Linked DNA regions of Homo sapiens: region 1 is linked to region 2. A link is a loop called in an ENCODE intact Hi-C map of the cell type or tissue named here. Cell type or tissue: endothelial cell of umbilical vein. All regions are shown on one strand. Each heading gives the region's core, and the rest is flanking DNA. Links, peaks and the distances in the headings are about the cores only.

Evidence for each region. Hi-C counts contacts between places; a loop is a spot of excess contacts. Peaks named below come from ENCODE experiments on the same cell type or tissue, not always from the same donor. Only the 100,000 strongest peaks of a DNase experiment are listed, where the experiment ranks them.
Region 1: it touches region 2 in a loop (4-fold over the local background); 2 of 110 quality-filtered maps call a loop at or near these places.

The regions. Positions count from the first base shown.
Region 1 is chr5:54,964,982-54,973,323 of GRCh38, reverse strand. No RefSeq gene overlaps it. Among named protein-coding and RNA genes, the nearest start is that of ESM1, 16 kb to the left of the region's middle. RefSeq lists a silencer at 7,189-7,483. In endothelial cell of umbilical vein, for the core only: no CTCF peak of the experiment used is centred there; DNase peaks (open chromatin) are centred at 3,233 and 7,293.
Region 2 is chr5:54,907,151-54,915,492 of GRCh38, reverse strand. No RefSeq gene overlaps it. Among named protein-coding and RNA genes, the nearest start is that of ESM1, 74 kb to the left of the region's middle. In endothelial cell of umbilical vein, for the core only: no CTCF peak of the experiment used is centred there; a DNase peak (open chromatin) is centred at 4,832; H3K27ac peaks cover 2,491 bases.

The DNA.
Region 1 (8,342 bases), core at 204-8,203, 58 kb before region 2:
TAATATTCATGGAAATAACAATTCTCTTGCATTGCTAGCTTACTGATGTATGTAATATTTAATTAAGTTATATAACAGTGATAACTGCACAAACAGGTTTGAGAACAAATGCAGCAGACTCAGTATGCTTTTAAAATTTTTTTAATGGACACATAGTATTTGTACATTTTTATGGGGTGCATGTGATATTTTGCTACATGAGTAGGAAGTGCAATAATCAAGTCAGGGAATTTAGGGTATTCATCATCTTGAGTGTTGGGTGCATGTGGTATTTTGCTACATGCATAGAAAGTGTAATGATCGAGTCAGAGTATTTAGGGTATTCATCATCCCGAGTGTTTATCATATTTATATGTTGGGAACATTTCAAATCCTCTCTTCTAGCTATTTTGAAATATACAGTACATTATTGTTAACTGCAGTCACCCTACTCTGCTATCCAACATTAGGGCTTATTTATTCTGTCTAACTCTATGTTTGTACCCATTAACTGACCTCAATCTTTGTCCCTACCGCTTGCTCCCAACCATTCTCCACCCCTCATTCTACTGTCTACTTCCACAAGATGAACTTTTTTTTTTTGCTCCCACTTATGAGTCAGAACATGCAATATTTTTCTTTATGTGCCTGGTTTATTTCACTTAATATAATTTATAAGCTGTTGGTAGGAATATAAATTTGTACCGCCACTACAGAAAACAGCATGGACATTTCTCAAAAAACTGAAAATAGAACTACCATATGATCCAGCAATCCCACTACTGGGTATTTATTTATCCAAAGGAAAGGAAATCAAAGGAAAATATATCAAAGGGATACCTCCATCCCAATGTTTGTTACAGCACTGTTCACAATAGCAAAGATATGGAATTAACCTAAGTGTCCATCAACGAATGAATGGATAAATAAAATGTGATATATAATGTGTATACATAGTATATATAATGATACATATCATGATATATATGATGATATATACCATGATATATATGATGATATATACCATGATATATATCATCATATATATCACATTTTATATATCATGGTGTAGATCATGGTGTATATATATATATATATCACATATATAATATATAATATATATGCATATATTATCCATATATATATAATGGAATACCACTCAGCTATACAAAGAATGAATTCTGTCATTAACATCGACATGGATGGAACTGGAGGACACTATGTTAAGTGAAATAAGTCAGGAACAGAAAGACAAATATCACATGTTCTGATTCATATGTGGGAGCTAAAAAAAAGTTGATCTCTTGGTATATTTTTAATTCAACAGTGGTAGTGCAAGTAACAGGTACATCCCGGGTGGGGCGGGGTTGGGGGGTGCTGCCAGCCTGGTCCATCAGTGTACTCCATGTCGATACTTTTGTGTTTTGGGGGAGAGAATGGACACGGTTGGTGATTTCAGTGAGATGATTAAGTGAAGTTTGCCTAAAAGCACTTCTACTGTATATTAAGCAAAAAAAGGTAAGTTACAATGCCATATGAATAGTCTTATTTTTGTGAAAAAATATTTAAACGGCTATAAATCCAGGTGTTATCAGTGACACTTATTTTATTCTTTATATTTTTAGCTGTTTTCTGAAATTTTTGCAGTTACTTTTATAATTAGGAAAAAATGGAGCTCTGTCCAGTTTTTGAAAACGTAGACTGCAATGTCAAAACAAGTCAGTGGCTTACTACACAAAATGTGACTTAAGAACATGATCCTATATTTCAGTAGTTTTGAGACGTATTTTTTCATCTTGGCACATTGTTAGATATGGAAATAGAATTTCAAATTAAGTAAATGTAGAGAATTCTAGTTTTCTAGTAAATGCTAGAAAGGCTACAAAGCACATGTGCATACACTGCAACTCTCTTCTGGAAAATATCCTTGGTTCAACAGAAGCAATGCCTGTGAATCCTTAGATTATCTGGACCAAAGTACACATTTTAAATTACAATGTACCTTCTGCACCTATGCGCAGAAAAGCTATCTGCTTCAGTGGGCGACCCAGGCTACCAGGGTTTTAAAAGTATTTCCTGACACCTGTGAAGTTGGTAAATATTTCCTGTTTCTGTTGTGTCTAGAGAAAACAGGAATTAACAACTTGGAAGCAATTATTAAACACACATCGTGAATGACCTCTCCTAGACAGTTCCCACTATATGAGGTTCCCATTTTCTTAAAATCTATCGTAACATATTTCTCCTAAGGGAGAAAAATAATTGTCATAATAATCGAATAGTTGATTGAGTGGTGGAAGATGAACCTTATACCCAGGAGGAATGGTACCTATGTTAGTTATGAGATGTGTGGAATTTAAATATAAATCCAATTTTACGTTTTCCAAAGTAAGCAAAACCGACTAAGAGAGCAACAGATATCCTACTGATGGCTCTGAGCTAACTATACATAATTAGCCTATTTAAAAAATATTTTTGATCATCTTAAAGTACTGTGGAAGGACAAGGACTCTAGCGTTTTTGAGTCAGAGGGAGGCAGGATTCACCCACTACACTACTCAGTAGCTATTGGCCTCAGATGGGTTATTCAACCACGATGCCTCTCAGTGTGTTGTGTGTGAAGTGTGGGTAATGGCTCATGTGCAAAGTTGTAAGAATCTTTGCACATGTTTTAGATATGCCAGTGAATTCTAACACTGTGTCTGCCATATCCTAATCTTTCCAATAGATGGCAGATAATTTGTGTTATTATAAAAGCCAACCTCATTTTTTTTGTATTTTAAGTGTCCAATAATTTGCCACAAGACTGAAATATTTAAAATATTTTACATTTTCTATTCAAGAAGGCTAGATAAAAAGATTGAAGAAAATCTACTAACTTCTTAGCAAACTTGAAGATATCCATAGAAAGAAAATTGCAATGAGTGAAATTCAATTAATATCATCTGAAACTCTCACAATCCTACAAAAGAAGTGACTATTTTTAAAGAACAAATAGTAGCGTTCTATTTAAATCTCCACACAATTATTAGCATGCTCTTGAGAAAAAAAAAGGCACAATGCTTCAGGAGAATGCAAGGGACCCCTACAGATGTGGCACACTTCCCTGTGTGTTATTTTTAGTCTTCTATTCCTGCCTTTTATTTTGGGACTTGGCCCGCTTCCTTTGTAGTTTCCCCTTAAGTTGCTCATACCTTTCTTTCTTATATAATGCATTTTAAGCTACCCTTTTATTTTTTTTTTCACCTCTCAAAGGAAATTCAAGGAATGTTGGCCAGTTCAGGAACTCCTGCTAGTCTTGGCACCAGTAAAGTTCTTGGTTTGAAAACAACCTAGGAAATCCAGGATCGTGGTTGACTTTCCAGTTATTTAATGCATCAGAGCTGCTGACAGATCTGAGCCTGGAGACACGTTGATTTTGAATACCATTTCATGAAATTGTTTTATGGCTTATAGAAACTAGAGGAATTTGAAACTGGACTCTTTTCAATAAATTGATATAAAAGCAATATCCAGTTTTAAAAATTAGGAGAAAGTCGAGTAAGTCTAGTTCAGGGCTATTTAATCTTTTACCAATTAGCACTTAGTTAGACAGTCTTGGTGGAGGAACATTTATTCTGCACTATGTCAATGGAAGCAGCGTGAGAAGATGAAAAGTTATGGTTCCGTCTTTAAGAAGCCCTGTGGAGAAGCTGTGGAGATGGAACATAGAAAACTGGAATAGCTGTAGAGACGGAACAAAGAATACTGAAAGGCAAAGGTGCATAGTTTAATCATGTGCCGTAGTTTATGTTTCTTTGGATGCAAGTAAAACAAAACAGAAAAGTGAAAAAACTGACTAACTTCAACAACAATGTAATTTATGGGTAGGTATAGAATGCCTCCCAAAATGGTAACAAAAACAAAAACAAACAAAAAAACCACCTGTTGAATCAACTGGTTCGGAGAGCACAGGGCAGCATGGGTGGTGCAGGTGCCAGAGCTAATAGATATTTTTGCCAGATTGTTGCCGCTGAGATAAAGAACTACAGTTGCTTTCTTTGTGTTCCAGTGCTGCTCCATTGCTCCAAGGCTCTTTGAAGCTCCTCTTTGGGTTAACCTCAGGCCTGGTGGCCCATTTTAGTGAATAGCTCAACTGTGACAAATATTCTTCCTTGTAGACGGATTTCATTTTTGGATGTAGTCAAAACCACTTAGAGTCCTGTCTGGCCAATGAGATGTTCATTAACTTGGGCAGTACTGTTTTGGTGAAAACCAAGATGTATTTAGGGGAGGAAAAATAATTTTCTGTCTACCCTGTATAGTTCTTGGCTGGGACTCTCTGTGACAAAAGACAGATCAATAACAGAAAAACAAACAGCAGTTTAATAACATGTATACATGGGAGATAACCCAGAAAAATGAGTACATTTTTGGAATAGATCTCAAAGAGGTGTCTTAGACTTCAGGCTGAAATACCATCATTTGCTGAAACAAGGAAAGAAGAGTGTGGGGAAAGACCTGGTGAAGATGAGATAGATGGCCAGGAAAAGCACTGTAAAATGAGGGCTTGTTTTGCAGAGGTAAATTGATGCCTTCTCCGTTGATTATGCATCTCTAGTGATTTAGCTGTATTTCTCTTCCTGGCACAGAGACAGAAAGACACCCTAACAAATGCAGACTTTCCTTATAGATGTAAATTTCTCTTATAAAAATAGGGCAACTTTTCAGAGCTACTCCTGTGTCGGCTGTTTTCCAAAATAACCAGCTCAAAATAATCCTTGTGCCACAGAGGCATATTTAGGGTGACATATTCTGGTCTTCTACAGTAATCTTTAGGGGTGGCATGCCCTGAACCCCATCACATATATATAAGATGATAATTAGGAGTAGAATTTAGGCAGGAAGGAGTGCCTTGGGGGACCAAGAAACTTGCCCTGTGGTTTTGTGGAGTTAGGAAATAGGGGCCCACCTGAAGTCACCTGTGTTAATGGCACTTTTGGAAGAAGCACCAGTGTGTTCCTCAAATGTCTTTGGAGTTGGATGAAGCTCCTCAATGGATGGAGCGGGGGCATAGATAGAACCAGTGTCGGGGGAAGGGCTGGGCCATCGGGGGATGGTTGGGGGAAGCAGTCACCCTTTGGCTGCCCCTTCACTTGTCTCAGTATCTGACCAGTGATTTTTTTAAACTGAAATGATTTATTTGGTGTCAAAGACAAAAACATTATTATTCACAATTGCCTTAAGACAAAATTGTCTTTTAAAAGATTTATTTAATATCTATGATTTTCTCTTCTTTCTCTTGAAGTATATTTTTAAAAACTCTCTTCCTGTCAAAGTCACCTAAATGGCTGCAACTTATGCTCAAACAGGACAGACAACATATAATATAAATATATACATATTGAGAAAGAGATTGATAAAATAAAGGTGATAAAACATTAAGATTTAAAGAATCCGTACAGAGGGTTTATGGGTCGTTTTTTCCTTTCTATTTTTGAAGATTTTCTCTCTTTCTGTAATTAAGTCAAAATAAATGTTAGAAAATGATCGTTGATATTTTGTTCACCCATTCCATGTTGCTTCCTTTTCCTCCTTGTCTTTACAATAAGTATGTCAATATAACACCTGTGAAAAACTTTGAAAAGCTGCTACTCCTACGAAATATGCTTGGAATGGTACTGCCCCCTTGCTCCATGCCCTGTAGTTTGAAGGAGGCCCTACATATGCTGTGCCCCATCCCTGAGTCTGCATGGGAGCAGTGACACCCAGAAGCAGCAGGAAAGGCCGAGGTCTGCCTCATTAAGGTGCCAGAACACCTGCTTTTGCAGGTGGAAGTGAAGCAGTGCCTAGGAGGACCATGTCAAGACTGGAAACCATCATTCTCAGCAAACTATCACAAGGACAAAAAACCAAACACCGCATGTTCTCACTCATAGGTGGGAATTGAACAATGAGAACACATGGACACAGGAAGGGGAACATCATGCACCGGGGACTGTTGTGGGGTGGGGGGAGGGGGGAGGGATAGCATTAGGAGATACACCTAATATTAAATGATGAATTAATGGGTGCAGCACACCAACATGGCACATGTATACATATGTAACAAACCTGCACGTGGTGCACATGTACCCTAAAACTTAAAGTATTTAAAAAAAAATACTGGCTCCAACTCCTGCAGCAAGTAAAGGCAATGATTAGAGGTGTCCACACCCAAGTGAGATAATATGCCAGGGATGCTGGGGAGGAGTTCCCAGGGTAGATGCAAGGCTCTTTTTAACCCTATGATCACTGTCACTTGTAAAGTACCACACCTAGTCAATGGTTATCTTCTTTTATGTGCAATTACTTTCCGGGCAGTAAAAAGAAGGAATTAGCTATGTTTATCTATTTTGTTCCTATTCAAGCAAGATTAATAATCAATTTTCAGAGGAATACTGTAGTTGATAACTGTTATATTTCTATACAGATGGTTCTTTGATGATGGTTCAACTTATGATTTTTTGACTTTACAAACTTGTGAAAGCAATACCCATGCAGTAGAAACCATACTTTGAATACCCATACAGCCATTCTGTTTCTCACTTTCAGTACAGTATCCAATAAATTGCATAAGACATTCAACACTTTATTATGGAATGGGCTTTGTATAGATGATTTTGCTCTAATGTAAGTGTTGTGAGCACATTTAAGGTAGGCCAGGCTAAGCTGTGATGTCCAGCAGGTTAGATGCACCAAATGCATTTTCAACTTATGATATTTTCAACTTACAATGGGTTTACTGCGGTGTAACCCCACCATATGTAGAGGAGAATTTGTGTTTCCATCTTTGTGGGTTGGTAGCAGTTACAGAGACTGTCCTGGTATGTCAAGGTTGTAATTCTGAAATTCTGGAATCTCAGGATGAGTGAGAATGTTTAGACCTGCCTTAGCTTGATGGGTGAAAATTCAGATGGAAAAACAGGGTCAGAATTTTCACTTCTCCCAGAGGCTGTTTTCTTGTCCTTGAGTGTGGACTCAGCTGCCCTCATTTAGTCTTTTATGTGTTTTGAAGTAAGGAGAGAAAAGGTACGAGAAAGAGTCCGTTTCCTGGGGAGGAATTGGGCCCGGCATCGGGGTAAATCTTCTCAGACACATTGTTTACTGACCAGGAAGTTGGAATGTGTGTGGCTTTGGGATTTCTTTGTAGGGGGCGTTTTGTTTGTGAGTTTTGGAATGATGCACCTTGGGTATGATGAAGAGGACTTCACTCTATGCTGTGGGAAAAGTTTTGCCCTTAATGTCTTGAAAACATGAGCTTGTTTTTCTGAAAAAGCTGAGTACATCCTCATTCCTCATTGTCACAAACAATGTGACATGGACCTGGAGGCAGGCCAAGGTTTTCTATGAATAGAACTTAGCAAAGAGAGTGTTAGAAAGACTTTGGATTCACATGGCAATCCTGGATGCCTGATCCCTAGAGAGGAAATGATCTACCTGCCCTTCGAAGGTGGAAACTTCGAGGATCCCCTCTCATCCTCTTACAAGCCATGGCAACCACTGTGTTATGGCTGGCATAACATGCCTTCCACATGGCTGAGATGATGTTGGCTTTGCTGGGAAGCATTTGCTTTTGAGCTGTTTTTGCAGAACTAAGATGGATTTTGAAGGAGAGAATACATGTTAGAGAAAAGCTGGGGCACAGTTGATGGTGCGGAGCAGGGCAGTGCCATCTGGTTGGTCCTTCATCGTGCTGTGCAAATGCCATGCTTTTGTCTAGGCTTGTGTGATGGCAAGAAACAGAAAGCCAGTCAGAGGGGCCAAAGTTAAAAAAAGAAAAGTGGGTCGATGGGTAGTTTTGAGGATACAGAAAGCTTATGAAGTATGGCTGGTCCTATGGGAACTGGAGAAGTGACAACTCCTGTCTCTCCCTCTGTGGCCCAATGACCATATGACTGTTAGCTTCTTTATGCCAGGCCCACTCTCCTTTCTGTCCACTGGGCTTTTCTGCTTAACCATAATCTTAATAACAATAATCACATAATACCTATAATAATAGCTAACACTTACTATTAAATCTGCACAAGCTCTGTTCTAATGCTTCACATGTATTTGTGTGTTTAGTCCTCACAACAACCCCATTGAGGCAGGTACTATTTTTATACCCTTCTCAGATGAGTACAATGAAGCATGTGGAGGTAGAGAAGCTTACCCAGGATCATGTAGTTAGCGTGTGGCAGAGTTGGGTCTCAGACCCAGGCAATTTGGCTCTGTTTTGGTTTCCCATTACCTTAGCTTGGACAGGTGTTGCCTTGTTTCAGCAGTAATTTCTTTCTCAACTCCATATAACCTTTATATTTCTAGACTTCCTGCACATTGTTTGACTAAAGGATGACCACTGA
Region 2 (8,342 bases), core at 279-8,278:
TTATTAATTATTTTAGTGCTTTCTTTCTCTCTCAAAAGTGTCCCAGTGTGGTGAGTAGTTATGCCATCAACCAACACAACATTCTAATGGCATCTGTTTATATGCAGAAGGTTAAAGGAATGAAGGAGGGAAGGTTATGGACCCTGCACCCTGGCTAAACAATTGTCAGCTACAGTGAGTCACATTTTCAGAGACCCTGAAGTTTCATTCATACAGCCAATATTTCAAACTTGATCCCATACTTTGATTACAATTAATAAAATGAACCGCGTATAATTGCCATTTTCTATTGAATAAGTCATCTGGTAGGGAAAGTCTAAACTTCAGAAAATTATAGGATAAGGTAGACAACTTCAGCCAAAGAGAATAGCAAAGGTAATAGCATGAAATAGAGAAAAAAATGAATCAGTACTGAATCACAGGTGAAAAAAAAAGTGCCCTTGGTCCATTTCAGGGATGTAAAACAGGAGAAAAAAGAAGGAAATTGTCCCTGAAGTGTTTGACATTTGGGAAAGCCCAAAAGCCAGTGGATGCTGACTCTGATTTGTGCTTTTCCTCAGGAAACACTTTGATATTAATGATGTGTCTGAGATAATATTAGATTCTTTGTATTATCTGAGTTAAGCTCTGCTACTGTTGCATCTGAAGGAGGAACAAACCTTTTGCTGTTCAGCAGCAGAATGGTGAGACATTGAGGAGCTTATCCCAGAGGCTTTTTTAATCCATAGATTTCCTTCATAAACCCATGAAAGGGCTTATTTGTGGCAACATCTTTCTGAGGGTCTCATCAATCTCATTTGCCTCTTAGTTTCTCAAGCGGTTTACCTAGACTTTTACTGTAGATTGATCACATTTAGTTGTCTATTTATAATATCTATCTTATCACCTTACAGAGCAGGAGGTGAATGAGCACAGTTTGTTAAAATGAAATGGAAGTAGTAAAATAATTTTTGTGCCTTTATTTCCAGAGAGCTAGAATAATCTCCCTAGGCTTTTAATTTAGAAATACCTACCCCACCACCTGACTCCCTTAGCAATCAATCCATGGCTAGAAGATGGTGGCCTGCATGTGGCAGCAAGGGGAGAGCTGGAGAAGAGCTATAAAGAAAGGGAGTGCCCAGCTGTTAACTCCCTGCTCCTTGACGTTAGGCATTTCTTTAGACATCCTTTGTGCAATAATAGGACAATGGAGAACTCTGAGTCCTCATTTTAGATTCTCCATTCACTGTCTTTGTCTTTGATTCAACTGTACATCTGAATGAAGTCTAGGGATGCCAGGTGGTATGCCCCAACAGAAAGCCATCCAACCTTTTCAATATCAAAAAGATGCAAAATAAGTCATAAAGTTGCTCCATGGAGGGAAGCTGCTCAATCAGGATTCCTGGTGGTGAACTGCTGAGAGAGCCGAAAGGAAATTTATTTGCATTATTTGTTATAATAAGGAACCTCCTCTACCAATACACCATTTGGCGTCTTCATTCTGTAGACAGATTTTTTGGATGTGGTTATTGAAAATGGTTGCCACAAGCTCCAGGCTGACCTGTTTCCAACAGGGAGAGAACTGCCTTCTCTCTGTCCACATGTCAATGTCAAAACAGTTCTAATTATTATTGTCCTATGGTCCTATTCTTGGACCAATTATGGTGTTTACAATGATGAAATGGTATAACTTAGTGGTTATGAGCAGAAACTCTGAAGCGAGACTACTTAGATTAGAATCCAGGCAATATTATTTTCTACCTGGAATACAATGGACTGGCTACTTAAATTCTCTATGCTTCAGTTTCTCCATCTGTTAAATAGGAATAATAATAGGACATTCTGGTATTATTATGAGGAGCAGATGAGTTAATATGTACAGAGTTAACATATTAACAAATGCATTAATATGTACAGAGTTTAGCACAGTGACTGGTTCACAGGAGAGCAAGAACTTGTATAACATTGCTCCAGCTGGGACATCTGTCTACTCCTGTGGCTGAATGTGTATATGCTGAGAGATGTAATAGAAAGAAATACCAGGAATAGAAGTGTTTTGCTGTTCACAAACTACTTTTTACATCTATTTTCCCATTTGCTTCTTGCCCCAGTCCTACAGGAGGTCACATTATTTTCTCCATTTACAGATGGGGAGACAGAGGCAAAACTACCCCTAGATCACACAACTAGTGAAGAGCAGTGACAAAAAACTTGAACTCAGGATTTTAGAACTTTCCAGGATTCTCTGAGTTGTGTAGAATTGTCAGAGAGGTGGCCTGAGCTGCTGGATAATGCAGCCCATTCCAATCTATGATTTGAAGTAGTTCTCAGGAAATGACTTACTAGGTGCATCGTTCTCTGCACCCCAGGGATGTGGCATCCAGGGACACACAGGACCATGCTTTGCTTCTGTCTGTTTAGGCACTCATTGTTGGGGGGCGGCCATGGTGTTTCATCTCTGGGGATATCACCTGGTTCTCAAAAGTCTATCTGAAGAGTTTCATTAACTGAGTTGCACAAACAGGTTAGAAAAACAAAATGAACTGGATATAGAATACAATCTCTAATTCAAACATGATTTGGACGCTTTGCTGTTGCTGTTGTTGTTAAAGAAGCTAAAGGCAGCTTATTAATGCCAATCAATTTACATATAGTCCAGGGAGTCTTTATACTATGCCAGAGTAGCTTGAAGCTAGAGGCAAGAATTTGGACTTTAGTATCTGACACAAGTTTCTCTTCTTGTTTTTGTTTTGACTTTGGCCTTTTGAGCATCACACTGATTTTCTTTCAGGACACATAAAGGCAAATAGACCAACAAAAAGAAGTTACTGAGATTGGGCCTTAAATTTAGAGATGAGGAAAGGGGAATACTTACTTGAAATTTCTTAGAACTGCGTGACAATGTAGAGTACAGTATGTGTGGTGGAATCTCCAAATATGGCGGCCATCACTTTCTTCTCTCTCTGTATGTGTGTGCTGCTCCATCGATCAAGAGATGGAATCCATTTCCTTTCATCTTGAATCTGGGCTGGCCTTGTGAGTTACTCTGACCAACAGAATTGGCAGAAATGACACTTAGCCAGTTCTAAACCTAGCTTTAAGAAGTTGTGCAGCTTTTACTTTCCTCTGGGAAGCCAGACTCCCTGCTCTTAAAGAAGCACAGGTTAGACCACTGTAGGAGGAGTGACTATATGGAAAGCAAGAGTCCACATGGAGGGACCAGACATGGGAGTGAAGTCCTCTAGCTCAGCCCACCTGCAGCAGAGGGCAGCTGAGTCAGTGACTCCAGCCAATGCCTTGCAGAACAGAATTGCTCAACCAAGTCTTAACTCAAAACCGGACATGCAGACTTGTGAGAAAGAATATATCATTATTGTTTTAACTAGTGAGTTTTTGGGTGGTTTGTTACAGAGCAAGAGATCTTTCTGCAACATGGGGTATGCCCCAATAGCCTCTGAAGGGAAGACAATCTGGTCCATATTCTTGATATTAATCCCCAGAATAATGACAACAGTGCAAAGCTAACCAAAGCAAATAGAAATTTCAGAGGGGCAGTAGCACTAGTAATACCTCCAAGGCAGGAGCCCTTAGGAGCACACCTCCTTTCTATTTTTCTCTTCTGAAATAGCATCCTCTGATGATGGCATTTGCTGACTCCATTCAAGCAAATCCCAAATCTTCATTTCAATGCAATTAAAAAATAGTTATGGAGCCTCTTCTTTGTGCCGGGTACTTTCCTAGGAGCTGGAGGCAGAGCCCTGGACTTCAGAGACAGGACCTGCTCAAATGGATCTGAGACTCTAGGGGGGAAGCCAGAGAAGAAATTACAAATATGGTGAGTGTCATAAAAAGGGAGGTACAGGGAGCAAAAAATGGGAAGGTTTCTCTGAGGTAGTAGACTTTAGGTTAAGGCTGGATGAGGACTAGAGCTTAGCCAGGTGAGAGGGTCTGTGGAGGGGGGTGGGGGTCAGGCAGAGGCAGTGGGAAGAGCTGCAGAGATCTCCACTCAGGCCTAAGGCATTGGGGCCCAGCTCTGCAGAGCTGAAGTAAGATGGCCTCACACAGTCTCCCAGAGGCCAGGTGCGCTGTGCAGCTGTTTCCAGGCACTCCTTGTTCTCTCTCTCCTTCCACAATCAGGGCCTATTCAGGAGTTTGAAATGGCTGTGTGGTTGTTTCCTTTCTTTCTAGTCCAATAGTCTTTCCCTTCCAAGTCTAGATTCTGCTCTGATTCTCGGGGCTCCTCAGGGTACTTGATGTTCCCATTCAGTCAGGGTCCCGTGGGCTTTGTAAGCAGGGGTCCTGTGACCAGCCTTTTCTTTGGTCCTGGGTATGTGGCTTTTTCATTTCCCCTGAGTTCAGTCTCCTTTTTGAATCAGCATACACGGTGGACTCATTCTTATTCTCCATCTCTGTCTCATTCTCTTACACACACACACACACACACACACAAGTGTCAACAATATCTTTTAAGTTGAAAGCTCATGGAGGAACAAAGAACACCATGCCCTGCACTCTCTTTTTCTTTTCCAGCCACTAGAGACTGCTTCTAGAAATGTTCAGGCTCTCTGAGATATTTTTAAGTTATCAAACATGGACCCTACCACTTAGCTAAGATTATAAATCTGTAAGTCATATGCCTTATCTGGGATTCAGTTTCATCATGTATAAATTGAAAAAAATATGCCTGTCCCTTTAAAGAGTTGTTGTAAAGAATAAAGTGATTTATATTCATGAAAATACTATTCAAATACTTATCTTATTTTTCTTTCTGGTCAGAGAATCCAAAGTAGCCTGTGTCTCATACAAGCATGAATCATGATATTGAAAAGGTTAAAACAACAACTGCAACAAAATACACCAGCCAGATGGAGGCTGATGTCTGTGAAAAAGCAGCTTCAGCTGTAGCCAATGATTTTAACTTAGGAGGTAAACACAAAAAGGCTGGGGCCCCTGAACAAGGTACTTGGTTGGTGGTCAGAACAGCACTGCAGACAGTGGAAACTTAATGAAGACTTTCTGCTTCTGTGGATGCAGACGATGGCAGTGAAGAGGATGATCATCATCAAAGGTCATCTCACAATTGAAGGTCAGTGCATGAAAGGGCTGTTGAGGAATGCAAGGATTCAGCCATTTTCCTGATGATGCTCTTGGGAGGTCTTCTCATGTCTAGATTCACTGAGGAGTGGACAATTATTTTCCACCCATCTGGCTCTACTCTTTGGCTTTCCAATTTACTGCCTGACTACAGAGCCAATCAGCAGATATTTGCAGTGGAATCTCGCGAGTTGGCTGAACACTGAGTCTGAAGCTGTATTTGGAGTGCCACAGGCAATTAACCACACATCTCTCTTTCAATGAACCAGTTTTCCAGGGACTCAATGGTGGGCTGATATCTTGTGAAATAATCTTGTGGGTTTGTACAGAGGGTAATGGGCCACATCTCATGATTCAAGACACATGGCCACCTTGAATGTACAGTCATAATTCCAGGCAAATAATCAGAAGTGTCTTAGGGGAAAGTCAGGTGAAACAGGATAGTCACTGCATCATCAAGCAGTACTAACCCAAGGCCTGTTCGACATCTCTGGTTGCAGCTGAAGTTCCTGGAGAAAATATATTGAGCTTTTGATGCTGCCAGGGTACAATTTAGTAAGTTGTTAACATGTTCCAAGAAATTACCTAGTGTTCTATTGACAATTCACATGTAGGGATTAGTTTAATTCTTATTTTAAAGCAATCTTTGTTTCCCTAAGAGGTCCAACAGGGCTACAATGATAATAAAATACTAATCTGTGATTCAGCATCCACAAGCAAAATCACGAGGTCCTTAGCAGTGCCCATTGCCACAGACTGAAAAATAATCCTCTCCTTTTTCCAAAGGCATCTAGGATCTGACATTTGCTCACTAATGGTTCATGCTGCTTTCTCCTTTTACCTCTGTCACCCTCACTGGGGCTGCCAGTTTCTAGGAGATGAGGCTGCTTAATGTCTTGGCCAAAGACTGGCCTCAGGAGTCAGAGGATGGGTTTATCCCCCAGCTTGGCTGTGTGACCCTGGGTGAACCACCCACCCAGCCTCTCTGTGTCCAAGGTTGGTGCCCTGTCCCTTTCTCTCATTATGTTCTTGCCCCTGGCAGTGCTATAGTTACAGCTGTTAGTCTGTACGGGCTCAATAATTCAACACTCATTCAACAAATATTTACTAACTGCCCACTGTGTGCCAGATGCTGTTCTTAGTGCTTGCTGAAAAAACATATACATTCCTGTCCTCATGGAACTTCTAGCTTGCAGGAGGTGGACTATACACAAGTAAACAAAATACATAGAATGTCAGAGGGGAGGAGAGCTGGGGAGGAAAGGAAAGCAGGGGAAAAAGAGCCAGTGAGGGGTGGGGTCACTGACATTTTAAAGAGAGGATTAGAGAAGCCTTCAAGGAGAAAATGACATTTAAGCAAAGCCCTAGAGTAGGGAAGAGCATGAACCATGAAGATTAGGGGAGGGAAGCTTTCCAGGCAGAGGTTACAGTGAGGGCTTGTAGGTTACACCTCACAATGGGTGGGGTGAGGCTGGAGGGTTTGCAGTGCAGCCAGGAGGCTGATGCTGCTGGAGCCAAGAGAGCCCGAGAAGAGACAGTGGTGGAAGAAGAGTTCTGAAAATTAGGAGTGTGTTACAGAGGTTGTGCCAGTGCCCACTGGATGGGCTGTTCAAGTCTTCATCAGGACTTTTTCTCTGAGTGTGTGTTTGGTGGGGGGTTTGGGTGGGGACGGTGGATGGCAGGGTTTTAGCTGAAGAGAGATCTGAATTATGTTTAAAAAGATCATGTTACCTGCTGTGTTGAGAATAGACTTGGAGGAGAGGGTGGTGTTGCAAAAACAGAAACAGCCAAACCAGTTAAGAGGCATCTACCATAATCAGGACAATACACAGTGGTGGCTTGGACCAGGGTAGCAGGGTTAATAGTCAGATTCTGGATTATTTTTAAGGCACAGCAAACAGGATGGGTAGGACAACTTCCCAAATCAATATTTCCAGTTGATCACTCTCCCAAGGGCCAGCCTGATGGTGTTAAACCACTACTGGACCACTCCACCTGAATGGCTTCGCAGAGCTCCAACTTTATCATGCCCCAAACTAGCACCCTCTAACACTACACCCACCCTAACCAGCTCTCTTCTTATTTTTTTCTGGATATAGCTCTTTAGAATCCTATGAGTCTTCCTTACTCTCCATATAGAATAGTTGATACATTTCTAAAGATTATTTCCTCGTCGCCATTTGAATCTAATCTTTTCTAATTCCTTTCTAATTCTACTGCCATAACTGTAGTTAGACTTCCCTTATCTCGCTCCTCAAGACTCAATTCCACAAATCCCGAGTAGCTGTTATATGCAAGGCACTGCTGGAAGTGCAAGGAGTCAAATACAACCCCAGTCCCCTAGGCAGTTAGCTAATAATGAGATGAGACCATAGTGAGAGAGGCAAGCACCAAGCTGGTCACCAAGCAGCCACCTCAAGGCATGGCCCCCATTTCCCTGATCACACCACAGAAGGGGCTGGTGCTCACACCACCCGCAAATGCTGACCTGGAAGAGGGCCCGAGCCCTGTCAGGTTGCTATTGCATCCCAGCTCTGGCTGAGTGCTTCCTTGGTCTGCAGCTTAACAGACCTGCAGCCATTTTCCCGGAAGACAGAACTCACTGTAGTGCAAGGACCACATCTCTGGATTCACTTACATCAGGGCTTGACTCTCAGTTCTGTCATTCATTCCCTTCAGGCCTTTGAGTGGGTTGCTTACTTTTCTCCAAGCAAGTTTTCCGAAGCTTAACGACTATAAATATAAAGTGGCTTGCACAGACTTGGCATTTGACGAACAGTAACTAATATTAGATGTCACTGTCTCCCCCTTCTGATCTACCTTTCACAGTGCCACTAGGTTCATTTGCCTAAAACACAGGTCTTACATTATTGTATTGTCTGCATGGTAATTTACCATAAAAAATGCCTTGATACAAGGAATGTGATGCATGTATGTTAGTAAATTTTAACCCACATCTCTTTTTGAGTTTTTGACATCCTTAAGCATTTTTACTAATAGAAATCATCTAATCTTCTCTTAAAGATAAGCAAATGGTAGGAAAAAAAATTTTTTTTCTCTTCTTATATCTTTTTAGATTAATTAGTAAATCTGAAAGTATTTATTATATACCTGATAGGTCCATGGACTGGGCAATAGAAGATAAGAAAGATATAATATTTGTCTCCTGCTTTTAAGTGTCTTTTAAGTTGAATGGGAGAGACTAGAGTCATATAAAACAATTAGAACAATATATTTGGAAGAATAAAAGGAGTTTCTATGGGAACCGT